Regions from separate parts of the Mus musculus genome. Here region 1 is linked to region 2. A link is a contact called in ENCODE Hi-C or POLR2A ChIA-PET data. All regions are on one chromosome and are shown on one strand. The core of a region is the stretch at or near the end of the contact, and the rest is flanking DNA. Distances in the headings are between cores, read along the strand shown.

What was found. A loop is a pair of places that touch in the nucleus more often than their neighbours do. ChIA-PET counts read pairs that join two places held with the same protein, here RNA polymerase II (POLR2A).
Region 1: a loop to region 2 is called in a map of mouse embryonic stem cell, with 2.0 times the contacts of the local background. The contact joins the promoter of Ankrd33 here to the enhancer-like site in region 2. A Hi-C loop is called at or near these places in 6 of 37 maps with a recorded cell type or tissue (adrenal gland, heart, mouse embryonic stem cell and 1 more). POLR2A ChIA-PET finds 5 or more read pairs at or near these places in 2 of 5 experiments (Patski and embryonic stem cell).

What each region holds. Positions count from the first base shown.
Region 1 is chr15:101,109,634-101,117,472 of GRCm38, reverse strand. Ankrd33 (ankyrin repeat domain 33) reads right to left here and starts at 1,729. Exons shown (of 5, transcript NM_001374225.1): 1 at 1,571-1,729; 2 at 1,125-1,358; 3 at 767-896; 4 at 448-588. The coding sequence starts at 1,289.
Region 2 is chr15:101,066,062-101,073,001 of GRCm38, reverse strand. It overlaps a transcript of Fignl2 not described here. Among named protein-coding and RNA genes, the nearest start is that of Fignl2, 15 kb to the right of the region's middle. Within about 2 kb of position 2,046, at least 1 of the 3 ENCODE cell types and tissues checked has a DNase peak (open chromatin) inside an H3K27ac peak, as active enhancers do; it is heart, where a contact is called at or near this core.

The DNA.
Region 1 (7,839 bases), core at 480-2,979, 45 kb before region 2:
CATTTATCATAGCACACCTGCCATAGCACATCTGCTATTACACACCTGCCATACATATTACACCTTCCATAGCAGACCTGCCATAGTATACCTGCCATAGCACAGGGGCTGTGGCCCTAATGGCTGGGAGTGGGGATGGGGTGGAGTTGGGGGTAAGGGTGGGATTGCTGTGGGATGAGGTGGGAGTGTGGTGTCTCACACCTACATGAGCAGCCATACAACACCTGCCATTACACACCTCCCACAGCACACCTCCCACAGCACACCTGCCACAGCACATTTTTCATAGCAACCTGCCATAGTACACATGTCAGAGCATACTTGCTAGAACACACCTGCCAGCGCACACCTGGCAGAGAACACCTGCCACTGCACACCTGCCATAGCACACCTGGCAAAGCACATATGGCATAGTACACCTGCCATTGCACACCTGCCATTGCACACCTGCCATAAGGAGGGCAACTACACACTCGGAGCGATCTTGAATGGCAGCCTTCATCAGAGCTGTGAGTCCCCGCTGGTCCCTGCGTTCCAGGTCCAGGCCAGCAAAGTAGTTGAGCAGGAGAGTCACAAGAGACATGTGACCTGCAGAGACAGGACCACATAGCTAGTCTCTCAAGGTAAGGGAATGCTGAAGCTTGGCCTGGGAGACTCTTGTGCAAGGTTTGGGGCTGCTGTCCTAATGGCTGGGAGTGAGGGTGGGATGGAGTTGGGGGTGAAGGTGGGGTAGGTGTGGGCTGGGGTGGGGCGTTGTGTCTCACACCTGCTTGGGCAGCCAGCATGAGGGCTGTGTTCCCGTCTTTGTCTTGCTGGTTCACATCCAGGAAAGGACAGCAGCTGAGCAGAGCCACAATGGAACCAAAGCCATGGTAGCATGCAACCATGAGGCCTGTCTAGGGGACAGAGCAGCTTGGACCCCCACTTTCCACTAAGTTCTTCTTAGGACCTCCTTTCCCTCCTAAGTCTGTTTTCCCCCAGGGCCTATCCCAACCCCTGTCAAGATGGTTTTCACCCATCTAGAGTGGGGATGACTCTGTGACTCTCTGGGGACCCAGACCAGGATGTTATGTATGAAGCCTGGACTGTCCTCAACTGTTCTGGTGAGCCCTGGGGCATCTCACCCTCCCGTTGCTGTCCACTTGGGAGGCCTCCTCTGGGGACACACCAGCGTCCAGCCTGGCTTGGAGCTCAGCAAGGTCATTGTGGACACATGCCCAGTACAGTGTCTTCAAATTGCATTCAGGGGTTGAGGTCTTGTTGCTGGGGAAGGGCAGGGCCTCAGACATGTCCAGTCCTCTCGGGGCAATAGTGACTCCTCTGCCGCCGGCCCGAGTCCCTCTTTATTCAGCAGGCAGCTATGACAAAACGCCAAGGAGCAGTTCCTCCTGCAACCCTGAGTGAATAAGTCCCTGCAGCTGCACCGTCTCCCCAGGACAAACCTTTACCCTGGAGGGTGTCTCACCTCTGCCTAGACCCAAGACAGGTAGCCAAGCATCTTACTGTATGTAGGTCAGGTTCTCAAGGAAGCTCATGACAGGGGTTATCATTTCCCATCCCCCAACCTTACCTGGGACTCTAGGGTCTCCATCACAGCAGAGGGCCAGCCTGTGGCTCAGTCCACCCCCACACCTCAAAAGCTCACTAGCCCTTCTGTGGGGTAGCTGATACCAAGAAACAAGGCAGGTGACAGATGGCTGTGCCTGCAGAAAGCTGCCATAAACACCTCAGAGCTGAGCCAGGTCAAGCGGGTTAGGAAGGGATTGGGGGGCTGGGGGGTGACTGTACTCTCTGCCATTGCTCAATCCTTGCCCTAAGATCCTGCTAGACTTGGATGGTGGCAGCTTCTCCAGGCTCAGAGCTGAGTGAATTCCTCCGGGCTGATCTTTCTCCCTTCATCGTGGGAAGTCAGCTGCACTTAGATATGGCCTTGCAAGAGAAGCATTATGGAGGTCTTGGCACCCAGCTGTGGAGCCTGAGTGTCTTAGTCAGGGTTTCTATTCCTGCACAAACATCAGGACCAAGAAGCAAGTTGGGGAGGAAAGGGTTTATTCAGCTTACACTTCCATACTGCTGTTCATCACCAAGGAAGCCAGTCAAGCAGGTCAGGAAGCAGGAGCTGATGCAGAGGCCATGGAGGGATGTTACTTACTGGCTTGCTTCCCCTGGCTTGCTCAGCTTGCTTTCTTATAGAACACAAGACTACCAGCTCAGGGATGGCACCACTCACAACAGGCCCTCCACCCTTGATTACTAATTGAGAAAATGCTTTATGGCTGGATCTCATGGAGGCATTTCCTGAAGGGAGGCTCCTTTCTCTGTGATAACTCCAGCTTGTGTCAAGTTGACACACAGAACCAGTCAGTACACAGAGATCCCTTCCACTTCAAAGGAGTAGATTTGGGTGAAGGGGCTATGGATGGGGAAGGTGTAGGCATTAAATAAAGATGAATGGGGAGGTATGCACTACAGTTTACCCAAAGAAATCAAAACATGAAGAGTTTCCAGGAGGCTGGAGAGACTGCCCAGCGGTTAAGAACGCTGGCTTGCTCTTCCAAAGGACCGTGGTTCAGTTCCCAGCACCCACTGAGTAGCTCACAACTGTCTGTAACTCCAGTGCCAGAGGATCTGATGCCCTCTTCTGGTCTGTGCTGGTACTGTGCTTTCATGGTGCACAGACACGGGCACTGGAAAAATGCCTGCAAACATAAATTATTAAATTATTAAAATAAAATAAATTTTAAAAGAAAAATTATGATGTATTAATTTTAATGGATTAGATCTGAGGTGGTAAGTAAAGTATGGCATTTTAAAATGATGTATTAAAGTAACAGTACTTTTGTACTGTCATTTTTAAGATTAATAAGTTGAGTGACTTAGCGCTCAGAGTGTCGCACTCTCCACACTGCGGGGCTCTGCTTTCCAGCATCGTTTTGCTTTTCTTTCACAGTTTGGTTCCTGCACAACTCCTCCGCTCTTTACTCATTGGTGCTAATAATCACTGAACATGTACACTTCATTAAAAGTAAAATGTTGATTTGTGTTTGTGTATTGCTATTGTCTGGTTTCTTGTGTTTGTTGGTTTTATTAGTCTTTTGTTTTGAGAAAGACTCTTATGTAGCCCAGGATATCCCAGAACCTAATATGTACCCTAGGATGGCCTTGAACTCACTATTCTCATGCCCCAACCTCCCAAATACTAGGATCAAATGCAACCTGGCTTGTGTGTGTGTTTGTTTGTTTGTTTGTTTGTTTTCCTCTTTCTTTCTTTTTTTTTTTTTGGTTTTTTGAGATAGGGTTTCTCTGTGTAGCCCTGCTGTCCTGGAACTCACTTTGTAGACCAGGCTGGCCTCAAACTCAGAAATCTGCCTGCCTCTGCCTCCCAAGTGCTGGGATTACAGGCATGTGCCACCACTGCCTGGCTTCTTTAAAATTGTATTTAATGTATGAGTACCCAGCTGCACATACCTTACCATGTCAGAAGAGGGCATCAGACCCCCTTATAAACCATGTGGTTGATGGGAATTGAACTCAGAACAGTACTCTCAACCTCTGAGCCACCTCACCAGCTCCTTCTCTTTCTTTTTTTAATACGGGGGGTCGGGGGGGAGGTGTCTCACTATGTAGACCAGACATGTCTTAAACTCACAGAGATCTGCCTGCCTCTGCCACCACTGACTGGAAACTTAATCAGTTTCTAATTATGCTGCAGAACTTTTGTTTGTTTGTTTTATTCCACCCCAACCTGTTTTTTTAAAGTCCTGTTCTAGTGATGTCACATGCAATTTGGAAGTTAGTATCTTGATGGGGTGGGGCTGGCCTGGAAAGTAGGGGGTTCCGTCTGGGCTGGACTCAGCATTCATCCAAAGCTGCTGGTGAGTTTTCTCCGGAGCTGCCAAAGCTGGAAGCTAAGCAAACATTTATTTTCCAGCTGCCCTGGAGCTGTGGGTCTGGGCTTTATGTTGTGTAAGTAAATTTGGAGCAGAGCTTTGTATTATGGGACACCCGCAGACCGTGGCAGGATAGGCGGGCTCTGCGAACAGCTTCCTGGTTTACCAGCTTCCTGTGGTACTGACTGTGATTTCTCAATCACAGGCAGAGGTCATGTGACTGCCAAAGCTGGCAGTAGTTTGTGACCTAGAGCCTGCTTTTCCAGCCCTTTCTGTCTGAACTAGCCAACGAAATTTCTGCTGTCTGCCACTGCACTCTAACGGATGTGCACGGGTTAGCAAACTAGAGTTTTACTTTGCACGTGCAAACTATTTCAGGGACAGCAAGCTGGTCTTGGTTAAGGGATCTGATCTGATGGTCTCAGGGCCTTGCCTGGAATTCTCTTATTGTTCCTTAGTCACAAGATGGCTGCTCTACCCCAAGCCATCAGAGTCAAATGTGGAATTCTATGCAGTAGGTAGAAAATATCTATGACGTTATAGGCCAGACATCTCTGATCATTTACAGACACCCTATCTACAGCTTTCTTTTTCTCTAGTCACCTTAGAGCTAGCTGCTGTATGGAATCCCAGTGGATGAGCACAGGTGTGTGCACACAGGTGCATGTGCACAGGTGGATGCACACAGGTGGGTGCACACAGGTGGATAGACATAGGCATGTGCACACAGGTGTGTGCACACAAGTGAATGCACACAGGTGTGTGCACACAAGTGAATGCACACAGGTGTGTGCACACAAGTGAATGCACACAGGTGTGTGCACACAAGTGAATGCACACAGGTGTGTGCATCCACATTTAGCTTTCCCATTCTTCCAGAGGTGCATAAGCGCAGGTGTGTCCACGCAGGTGGATGAGCACAGGTGTGTGCATCCACCACATTTAACGTTCCCATTCTTCCAGGGGTGAATGTACCTTAAGGAACAGTTTATTTTGTCTCACAGCTCTAGGGTTCAATCTACCACAACCGAGAGGTTATGGAAGCAGGAGAATGAGGCAGCCTGCTCTACAGAGAGAGTTCTGGGACAGCCAGGGCTACACAGAGAAACTGTGTCTCAAAAAAAAAAAGTAAGAGAAAGAAAGGAAGAAAGTGAGCAAGGATACACCACACTAGTCAGGATGTGAGAAAGAGGAGCTCTTATTCCCTGCTGGCAGGAATGCAAATTGGTAGCCATAATGGTAAGGATTATTCGAGTTCCTCCAAAGGAAAAGGAAAGCTGTCCCACCGGCCAGCCATTCCACTCCTGAGCACATGCTGCAGTCAGCATGCCCAGGCACCCATGCTTCCTGGAACACCGTTCACAACAGCCTAGATAGGGAGCCAGACCAGATGCTCATCAACAGACGAGTGGATGAAGAAAGTGTGGTCCGTGTATGCAAGGGAGCGTTACCTGGCCATTTAGAATGAAGTCATGTGATTTGGGGGAATAATGGATGTAAACAAGACAATCACATTAAGTGTAATAACCCAGATTAGAAAATATCAAGTGATTTTTTTCTTAAATGTGGAATCTATATTCAACTGTATATATGTATATGTATACACACACACACAAAGGAAGGGTCAAGCAGGGAGGAGGAGGTGTCCATAAGGGGCGGGGAGCAAGAGACGCTCAGGCCCTGTGTGGGTGCTTTCTTTCACACGTGGATTTGGATTTAGATCTAACTGAAAGGGAGCCACTTGCAGAGAAGCTGGGAGCGGCAGAGAGCACAGCAGAGAGAGATGGCCGTCACGGGAGCCAAGGACAATGATGCAGAGGAAAATGTCACGATGAAACATTATAAAAACCAGAGTGGGCACGGGTGGATGCGGCTAAGTGGTAGAGTGTTTGCCTGGCAGGCAGAAGTCCCTGGGTTCCATTCTCAGCACCCGCAGATGTTACTGAGAGCATAAAGGCAGGTGGGACCCTGACCTAAGAGGATTACTGTCCTTGGAAGGAAGAAGACAGTAGAAAGCTCTGTGCCTGTAGGAGAAACCGTCACTGAAGACGCAGTGAGGGGATCCAGCCCAGGGCAAGAACTCCCAGTAGCAACCGAGGCTGCGGGGTCCTGAGCCTGGATTCCCAACTGCAATGGATGTTGCGGAATCCTGACCCTGGACTCTCACCAGGAACTGAGGCTGCTGTGCCTGACCCTGGAATCCCAGCAGCAATTGAGGCTGTGGGTTCCTAACCCTGGACTCTCATCAGAAATGGAGGCTGCAGGGTTCTAACTCTGGACTCTCACCAGAAATGGAGGCTGCGGTGTCCTAACTCTGGACTTCACCTGAAACGGAGGCTGCAGGGTCCTGACCCTGGACTCCCGGCCCCTAGAACAGTAGCTTCAGAATTTCGTTCAGGTTCCCCAAGCCGATGACGACCAGATCTAACCTCGTTTTTCCCCACTGACTGAGTCCACTGCACAGACTAAGCCGTTCTCTCTGCCGATTTCTGGTGCCACCTAACCACGCACAAACTTAGAATTCCGTTTAACATTTTGTGCCATGCTGCCAGACCATTGGGGTGGCAATGCTTCTCTGGCTAGATAATGGGGTGAACCCTCCACATTTTAGGATGTTTTACCAAACGAATTTTTATTCTCTTGTATAAAATTGCAAGTAAGATCGTTGAATTCTCTTAAAACTTTAAAAATCACACATTTAGTTATTTAGTTTTGTATGTGTCTGTGTCTTCCAGTGGTCATGCATGCCACAGGGCACACATGGAAGGACTTACAGAAGTTGTTTCTCCTTCCAGGTGGGGCCTGGAATCAAACTCAGGTTGCTGGGCTTAGCAGCAAGCTCCTATATCCGAAGAGTCTCCCCAACCCAACTGTTGAAAACTTTAAATTTTTTAATAAACTTTTGATAGGAATTGCATTGATCTTTGTAGATTAACTGGGGAACAGAGACTACCTATCATTGTGTGCTCACCATGAACCTGGCATACACTCCTAAACCACACACACACTGCTATCTCGTCCAGTACGTTGTCCCTGTCCCCCATGGTACTGGAAGCACAGTTTTGGGGAAGGGACCAGTGCTAGGTGAGTAGAGCCAGAGAATGCCTTGTGTTTCCTTTATGTGGGACACAGCAGATGTCTGGGAACCAGGAAATGAATCCTTGGTAGATATTGAAATGCTGGTCTTGGAGTTTTTAACTTGGGCTCTGGAGATTCAACTAGGGACTCCGTGCTTGCCCAGAAAGCCTTCACTGGCTGAGCCATCTCCCAGTCCCTCAACAGCCTAGGAATCAGGGCATCCTGTTTGGCTCTTTCCTAGGTTTCCCTTATGTCCTTCACTGGGGTTAGCCTTTTTGTCCAGGGTGGTCTTACATACTCACCCTTGATTGCCAGCTTTTTAAGAGTGTTGTGATCCAAGGGCCTTAAAGAACTCGGTTGTTGCAAAAGCATCAGGTGTTCTTGCTCATCTTTGTCTTACACCACATATATGCTGAGTTACATTAGTTATAATCCTTAGTGTCTGACATATCCTCCTTTGCTTTGGGATTAGATCTGAGGCCTGCTCACAGTCAGGAACTCATGCCTAGTACTCTAAACCTGATCAAAAGCCCGCAGCTAGGGAGATCACAGATCCTAAGGGGAGCCGACGACTGTTGTCTTGCTAAGTGAACATGTTGGCAAGCTTCCTTCTAAGTATTTCTGTTTATACACAGATCAGCACTGCCCTCAACCTTGGCCAGAGAAGCCTCTCTCTTCAGTGGGCAGCAGTGACGGCAGAGACTCATGACTGGTCAGAATGTTGGGTGCCCAAAGTGGATCATTTATAGTAAGGCTCACAAGGCTCGGGGAATCTTTTGGAAGAGGAGCCTGAAAGATCTATGCTGCTATGATTGCCTGCTCAAGATCAAACCAATCAATCGGAGTATCAGCACCCCAAAGAGAATACTAA
Region 2 (6,940 bases), core at 797-3,296:
GGCCACTCAGAACTGTACAGTGTGGTTTGGGAAGAGGCTGGGAGGAAAGCCAACTGTCGTTACAGGAACCCTGGGAAGGGGGCTTGTCCTTGGGAGTTTGTGTCAGTGGGAATCAGCAGGGAACTGGGACAAAGGTCACTTAGCACTGGTCTTCCTGAAGCTCAGAGTCCCTTTTGACCCTTGGATGCTCAAGAGTCTGGGAGGTGTTTCTTCCCTGAGGTCATAGAGGGAAAAACTAGTGGTTACTGTACACTTCCCAAGTGCCCCCAGCCCCTGCATGCTGTGACTCCATCCCCACTTGTAGATGTCTGTTAGGGACAGATGAGCTCTCTAGGGACCCTCATCACTAGGAGAAATCGCCTCTTTTGCCTCATTCCACAGAGCTATGGCAGTTCATAGATGGCTTTGCTTCTCCGAATTACCAGAAGCTAGGGATTTTCCACGAGTGGAAGTTTATTTGAACATCTTATGGCTAAGAAGTTCAAGTGCATAGGGCCTCTAGCAAGGGTGTTTGCAACTGGTCATAGCATGGCAGAGGGCACATGGGGATTAGCCTAAGATCGAACTGGATAGGGATAGCTGTTTGTTCTGGTAATGCTATTTGGAGACAGCATCTTACTCTATAGCCCTGGCTGCCTTGAACTCACTGAGATCTGCCTGCCTCTGCCTTATGAATGTTGGGATTAAAGGTGTGAGCCACCAGCTTAGACATCCTTTTGTGGGAAGTAGTGCTGGGCCTTGAACCTGGGACCTAGTACTTGCCAGTTGGGTATTCTACTTCTGATTCATGTCTTGGCCGGACAGGAATCCACTCTTGAGGTCAGAACCTTTATGGTTCAGCCACTCCTTTAAGGATGGGGTGCCTGTCTGCTTCTTTCTTTCTCTCTGTCTCTCGATTTCTGTATTTTTAATTTTATATTTATTTATTTTAAAGTCTTACTGTGTAGCCTAGGCTGGCCTAGAGGGTTCACTGTAGCACTGACTGGCCTCAGGCTTCCAGAAATTCTCCTACTTTGGTTTCCCAAGTGAAATATGGGCCAGGAGACCCAGCTTTGGTGTGAGTTTTAGCAAGGAGCCTCAGATTTAAAGCGCCAGGACCTCTCTCTCTAGAAGAGCTTCCTTTGCAGACAGACCATGTCCTGTGGGCATGTCCTCTTCTGTCTCTTGTTTTCCTACGGTCCCACCCTCTTCAGGCCGGAGCTTTAGATCTCCAGTCCCTCACCAAGAAACATGAATCTGGGTTACTGGGGGTGAGGGAGTCTGGGAGTTCAGCTTGGGACCCATTAGGTATCCAGCAGGTGCCCACCCATGTGGGAATTGCAAGAGAGCTTCCCAGAGGACGGGATAGCTGCAGTGGAAAGGCAGTGTTGGAAGTCCAGTGCCCCTGTGGGTGGGGAACGCAGCATCTCCAGGTTTCTAGAATCTTCCCTCAGGCTCACCTTGCACGAAGCCAGAAATACTTCATGGAACGTTTGCTATTTGTCAAGGGGTGGTAAGTGGTGGTCACTTTCTCTGAGTGTGAGAGTGACTCAAACCACTGTCTGGAGTTAACATTAAGGACAAAGGTCCTCAGAGCCCTGGCCACAGGAACAGCTTTAGAGGGCATTGAGCTCTGAGTTTGACTGGATGGGAGGAGGTTTTAGGGAGCCTTACAAATGGTGAGGGAGGCCAATTAGGACGGAAGAGTCAAGTGGTATCCTCATTTTGTTAGCTGTTAAATCGAATGGCATCCCTTTGGCCCGCCTGCTGACTTAGACAAGGGAACTGTACCTCCTCAATGTCCTTATCTGTTACAAGGGCCACCCTCCCTCGGATTCTTGTGAAAACCGGGCATATAGTAGTGGGTAGTCATGTGCTGAGAACCCACCGGAGCAAGCAGAGGGGTGTCCGTGGCTGCTCAGTCCTTGCTTAGCGACCTCCCCCACTTTCTCCTGCTCTCTCTCTCTCTCCAGGCGGCCCTGCAGCTATGGGAGTCATCTCCTTGGGGCCAGCCCTTCCCACTCAACACCCAGGTGGACCGGCCTGGCTGCATAGCTGAGTGATTCAGCCCAGCACCCCAGGGCTGAGGAGAGGCTGGGAGGGCTGCCTGCCTGGGGATTTGGAGGAGGGCTGCCTGGGCCTGTTTTCTCACCTTTGGTCAGACAGACACTGTGAGGGTGTGTCTCTCATCTCTCATACAGCACCATGAAGTGCAGGAATAGGGGCACTTTTGGGGCCAGGGAAAAAAAGACCAACCAGACTTTGAGCCTCTTAGAGCCCTCCCACACCAACTCAAGGCAACTAGATCCTAGGGCTGGCTGAGTGGAGGCGGAACACTGAGTTTTGAGGGAGACTCTGGGCCCCTGACCTGAGTCTTGTGTTCCAGGACCTCTGAGAAGTTCGTGGGTTAGGAGAGTTTTCAAACACTACTCTTCATTTGTAGACAAACACAGTCTTATTTGTACAATGAAAAGTATTTTTGAGAACAGACCACAGACTCCCCAGCTGCCAAAAGGGCCTATGGCTTAAAATCTGGCCAAGCCCCCTCACGGTTTCTTCCCTCCTGCCTATCCAGCACTAAGCCCCAAAGGTCGGAGAACCTTCCGTGCAGCCCCACACAAAGACAGACTGCTAGAAAGCAGTGACCCAGCTCAGCAGAACAGCAGCTGACAGCTTTCTTCCTCAGTGCCTGCGTCTTCCCCACAGGTCCCTAACAGCCCTTAAACAGACCTGTACTGCTCTCTCTGCAGAAATGAGGAGGAGCTGAGCCCCCAGGGGGCAGTTAGTTTGAGGTGGGCCAGCCTAGGGTTCAACTACAGGTCCTTGAGTATCCAGAGGAAAGCCCAAAGCATCTCTCCAAAAAGTAATTACAGAGATAGGCTCAGTGCAGGCTGGAAGCCTTTTTTTCTGAAATGCTTTTGCTGGGTAGTTGTTTGAACTTGAGGATGTAGAACCCGCAGCTCCAGAAGGCAGCTGTCCTTAAATTGTTATTGAAAAGCGGTATAGACCAGCCTCTAGCCCTAAGGCCTTGGATCCCCTCACACATACCATCTGTACCTGGGGGAGGGAAAGGATAAGAAGCAAGCATGGGGGAAGTGACAGGGGGTGCTTGGTCAGACAGCTAGGTCTAGCGAGACTCATGCCCAAGGGTGTCAAACGGGGAGGGGAGCTCGGTTTAATGATTGACAGCAGCTGTGAATAAGCATCTAAATGGTGGGACAGTGGAGCAGGGAGCCGGGGATGGCTTCAGAGCCAAGGTGAAATTACGCTTGGGCTTGGGAGTTCCTCAGTGCAGACTGTAGGAAGGTGTTCAGGGCAGAAGCCTGGCGGAGTACGCACAGGTGGCTCAGGGGGTAGACTGGCTGTGACTTTGGAGTTGAGATGACAAGCCTGAGACTGGTCAGAAGAAAGAATTGATCTCCTAACTGGAACCACTTTAAGGGATTCTATCTGTTTCTTGACTGGACTGGCTTTGTACTCTCCGTGCTGGGGGACCTCTCTGGTAGCCCAGACTGAAGGGCTGGAGAGCAGAGGCAGAGGGCTCAATGTGGCACCAGATGTAGGGGACCGTTTCAGAGAATGTCCGTGGAACTAGGTGCCTTACGATATGGGCTGTGGCTCCTGGGTAGTGACAGTCTTAGGTAACTCTGGAGGGGATTGTGTGGCATCCAAGGTCTCTGGACACCCCATCTGGCCCTATAGATCGTCACCTGGGTTCTTGGCTCTTGAGGTCGCAGGGATAGTAAAAAAGGGGAGGTTGGGATGGCTTGGATTTAGTCAGTGGACTCTCAGTAGGGACTTGAAACATAAGCAGGGGATCTTGCTTGCACAGTTTCACGGTGACAGAGAAGGCATTATGAGGGCTCTGAGGGTCCATATGGACAGAGGAGAAGCTGGTAAAAGATGTCCCAAGATATAGACTGGAGGGGCCAGGGGCTGGCTGAGCTAGCCTGGGAAGCTCTGTGTTCTCAGGGGCTGTCAGGTCCACAGACCTGACTATGCTCTCCCAGGGTTGGCAGGCAGCTCTTAAGTTGGCCCTTTCTCCGGAGTTGCCCTTCAGATCTGCTGGGTTTTGGTTTTCTAGTTTTCGTTTAGTTTTGTTTTTCTGGCTGAGAAAGCACTTTTTTCCTAGGGCACTCTCAGGCTGGAGCATAGAACAGAGTCTGGGGTAGCTGGTTCAAACCTGCCCCTGCCCCTGTCCCTGCCTGCTGCCTGCTGCCTGCTGCCTGCTGCCTGCTGCCTGCTGCCTGCTGCCTGCTGCCTGCTGCCTGCTCAGCCCTAGCTCCCACCAGCATGATCTGAAAAGGCACGCTGCCCTCCCTACCAGTTCACACTGAGGAGAGATCGGAGATCCAGACTTGTCATTCATCTCATAGACCAATGTCATGTGTGTGCTCATTCTTCCACAGATAAGCCGTGGGCAGGAAGGAGGTCTGTGATCCCTCTCCCCCAGACCACAGTTGTTCCCTGGGCTACAAGGGCCTGAGAGAGCTCCAGTCGTGGCCATTCTTCTGCTTGGCTGTTTAATACCGATCTGCCTCCCTCAGGTCCATGGTGGGTCTAAACTGTATAGGTCAGGACTCTGAGAGTCAGCAGGTAACAAGAAGGAGGGGAAAGGGGGAGCATGTCCTGCTGTAGAATGGGGCTTATACTACATCCTTCCTTCTATAGTGGCCCCGAGAGAGTGTAGAAAATGTAGTGACGTCTGCCCACTCCTTCTGTCCTTGGGATTTCCGGATGGGGTGTGTGTGTGTGTGTGTGTGTGTGTGTGTGTCCTTTTAGTATTTAGGAAGCACACTGGGCTATCCTAACTCCTTCCTGCAGCTTCCTTGGGGACCCAGGGGTAACTCTGTCCCTGACTGACTGCAGCTGTTGCTCCAGGACAGTGTGGGCTGAGCTGTCCTGCCCTCTAAGCTGTTCCCAGCCCCTGGAGTCACTTTTTTTTTTTTTTTTTTTTTTTTAAATCCAGGAAACACATTCTGCCATTCCTTTATCCCATCTCCAGAAGGCAAGAGGTACACACAGGTCAGCTCTGGTGAGCCCCCCTCTGAGGTCCCTGGCTAATCGCCTGGCATCTGAAATGGTGTGGCTGTCTAAAACATCATTTATTTATTTTCTACCAGATGATGTCTCTCACTCAGACGTAGGCATGAGTAGAATAGTTTGTGCTTTCTTTGAGGAGGACATGGGGATACTAACTAGTCTGGTACTTTCTCCTTAGCTTCCACAGGGAGATGGTTTATGGAAAGACATAGCCCTGACAGCCCAGTGTTTCTGGGTATTGCCCTGTCCTGGGGGCAAGATGGGGTAGTGGAAGGACAGGCCTTAGGGCCTTCCTCAGTAGGGACAGCACCTGGAGATGGTCCTGGGAGAGCTGGGTGGAGCAGCTGGGAAAGGGGGCGGGAGAAAGAGGCCTTCTGGTCTGGAAGTCAGGCCGTTGGCACCAGAGGACAGACTTGGAGTGGACAAAGGTTGCTGGGGCCTAGCTGAGATACCCCCAAGGCAACCAGGTCACAGGAGGCACTGGCGGGTCCCTGAGCCCTTGTAGTCAGGCCTTGTATCCAGCTTCAGGCTCCTCATCACCGCTGAGAGTTGTGGGGAGGGGCCTTGGGCGCCCCCCTGGCCTCCCCGGGTTGCGGACAGTCTGTTTGTTCAGTGAGTGTGTAAATTGGGATTTTATGCATTGCTTATTCACTGCTGGAGCTGAGCCCCCACCCCCCAATTTCTCTGAGCCCCACCGAAGCTTCTTCCGGGGAGGGGAGGGGAGGGAGGGGGAGGGGAGGGGGAGGGGGAGGGTAGCTCCCCAAAGGCCCACCCTCCTGCTGTGGCTCTTCCCCAGGCCCCAGGCTTTGTCAGTGGAGGGTTGAGCCTTTCCAATGTGCTAATACACTCCCTGGGGGCTGTTGGACAGTGGGACTTATTTGTCAGTGTTGTGATTGGCCAGAGACTATGAGAGGGGGTTTGTGAAAGCAGCTGTGTGTGTGTGTGTGTGTGTGTGTGTGTGTGTGTGTGTGTGTCTGTTTGAGGGAGGGGGTTGGGGGGGATGTCCACCCTGCTCAGACCACTGGACAGAGACAAAGGATCTTTAGCTAGCCTGGAACAAGGATTACGCTCAGAACAAGCTGTTCCCTTACCTGGTCCGGCTGATGAGGGAGTCTTATATTTGCATCTCTACCTGGTTAGAGCTAGTGAATGGGAGTGTGTGTGTGGTGGGACTGGGTTGCATCTGTTGGAATAACCCATCTGAGATGATCTCCCTCTAGGACCCTCCATTGTCTCTCCCCACCCCCTCACTCCCCTTGCAGAGATCCACTTCATGAAGCCCAGGCCTGTCCAGACATCAAGGCTGGGCATGGACTGTCCAGGCCTCAGGGGACACAGCTGTGACCCCCGGACTGTCTTGTCATTTGAAGGAGCTTTCACCGAGGTTACATTTCTCTCCCTCTGCCAACCCCCATCTGTCCTTGGGATTGGTTGAGGATGAGGATGATGGGCGGGGTGGGGGAGGGGCGCTTAGGAGCTGATGGGGGAGGGAAGCCCAGCAGCCCTAGGGAGGCCCAGATGACAAACTGCCCTGTCCTACCTTGTGTCCTGCTCTCCGGCCTGCCCCTCCTCTCTCCGGGCAGGGCAGACCAGACAGGCTGGGCTGGGGGAGGGGGTTGCCCCAGCAAAGCTGAGGCCATCTCAGGGAAGCTGGAGTCCAGAGTGACTGGATGTAAAGCCACCAGGGAAGCTGAAGGGACAGCCTGCATTCTGAGGCCTGCCACCACTGCTCCCACAAAGCAGGCTACAGAGCAGAGCCCTGGTGGCCACGAGAGCAACCCCATCTAGAACTTTCCATGGTCACGTCCTATATGGAGCTACCACACGTGACTGTTGAGTGCTTGAAATGTAGCCAATGCTAATCTGGAATTACATTTTAGTTGTATTAAGTTTTAATGGGTTTACGTGTAAATAGTTC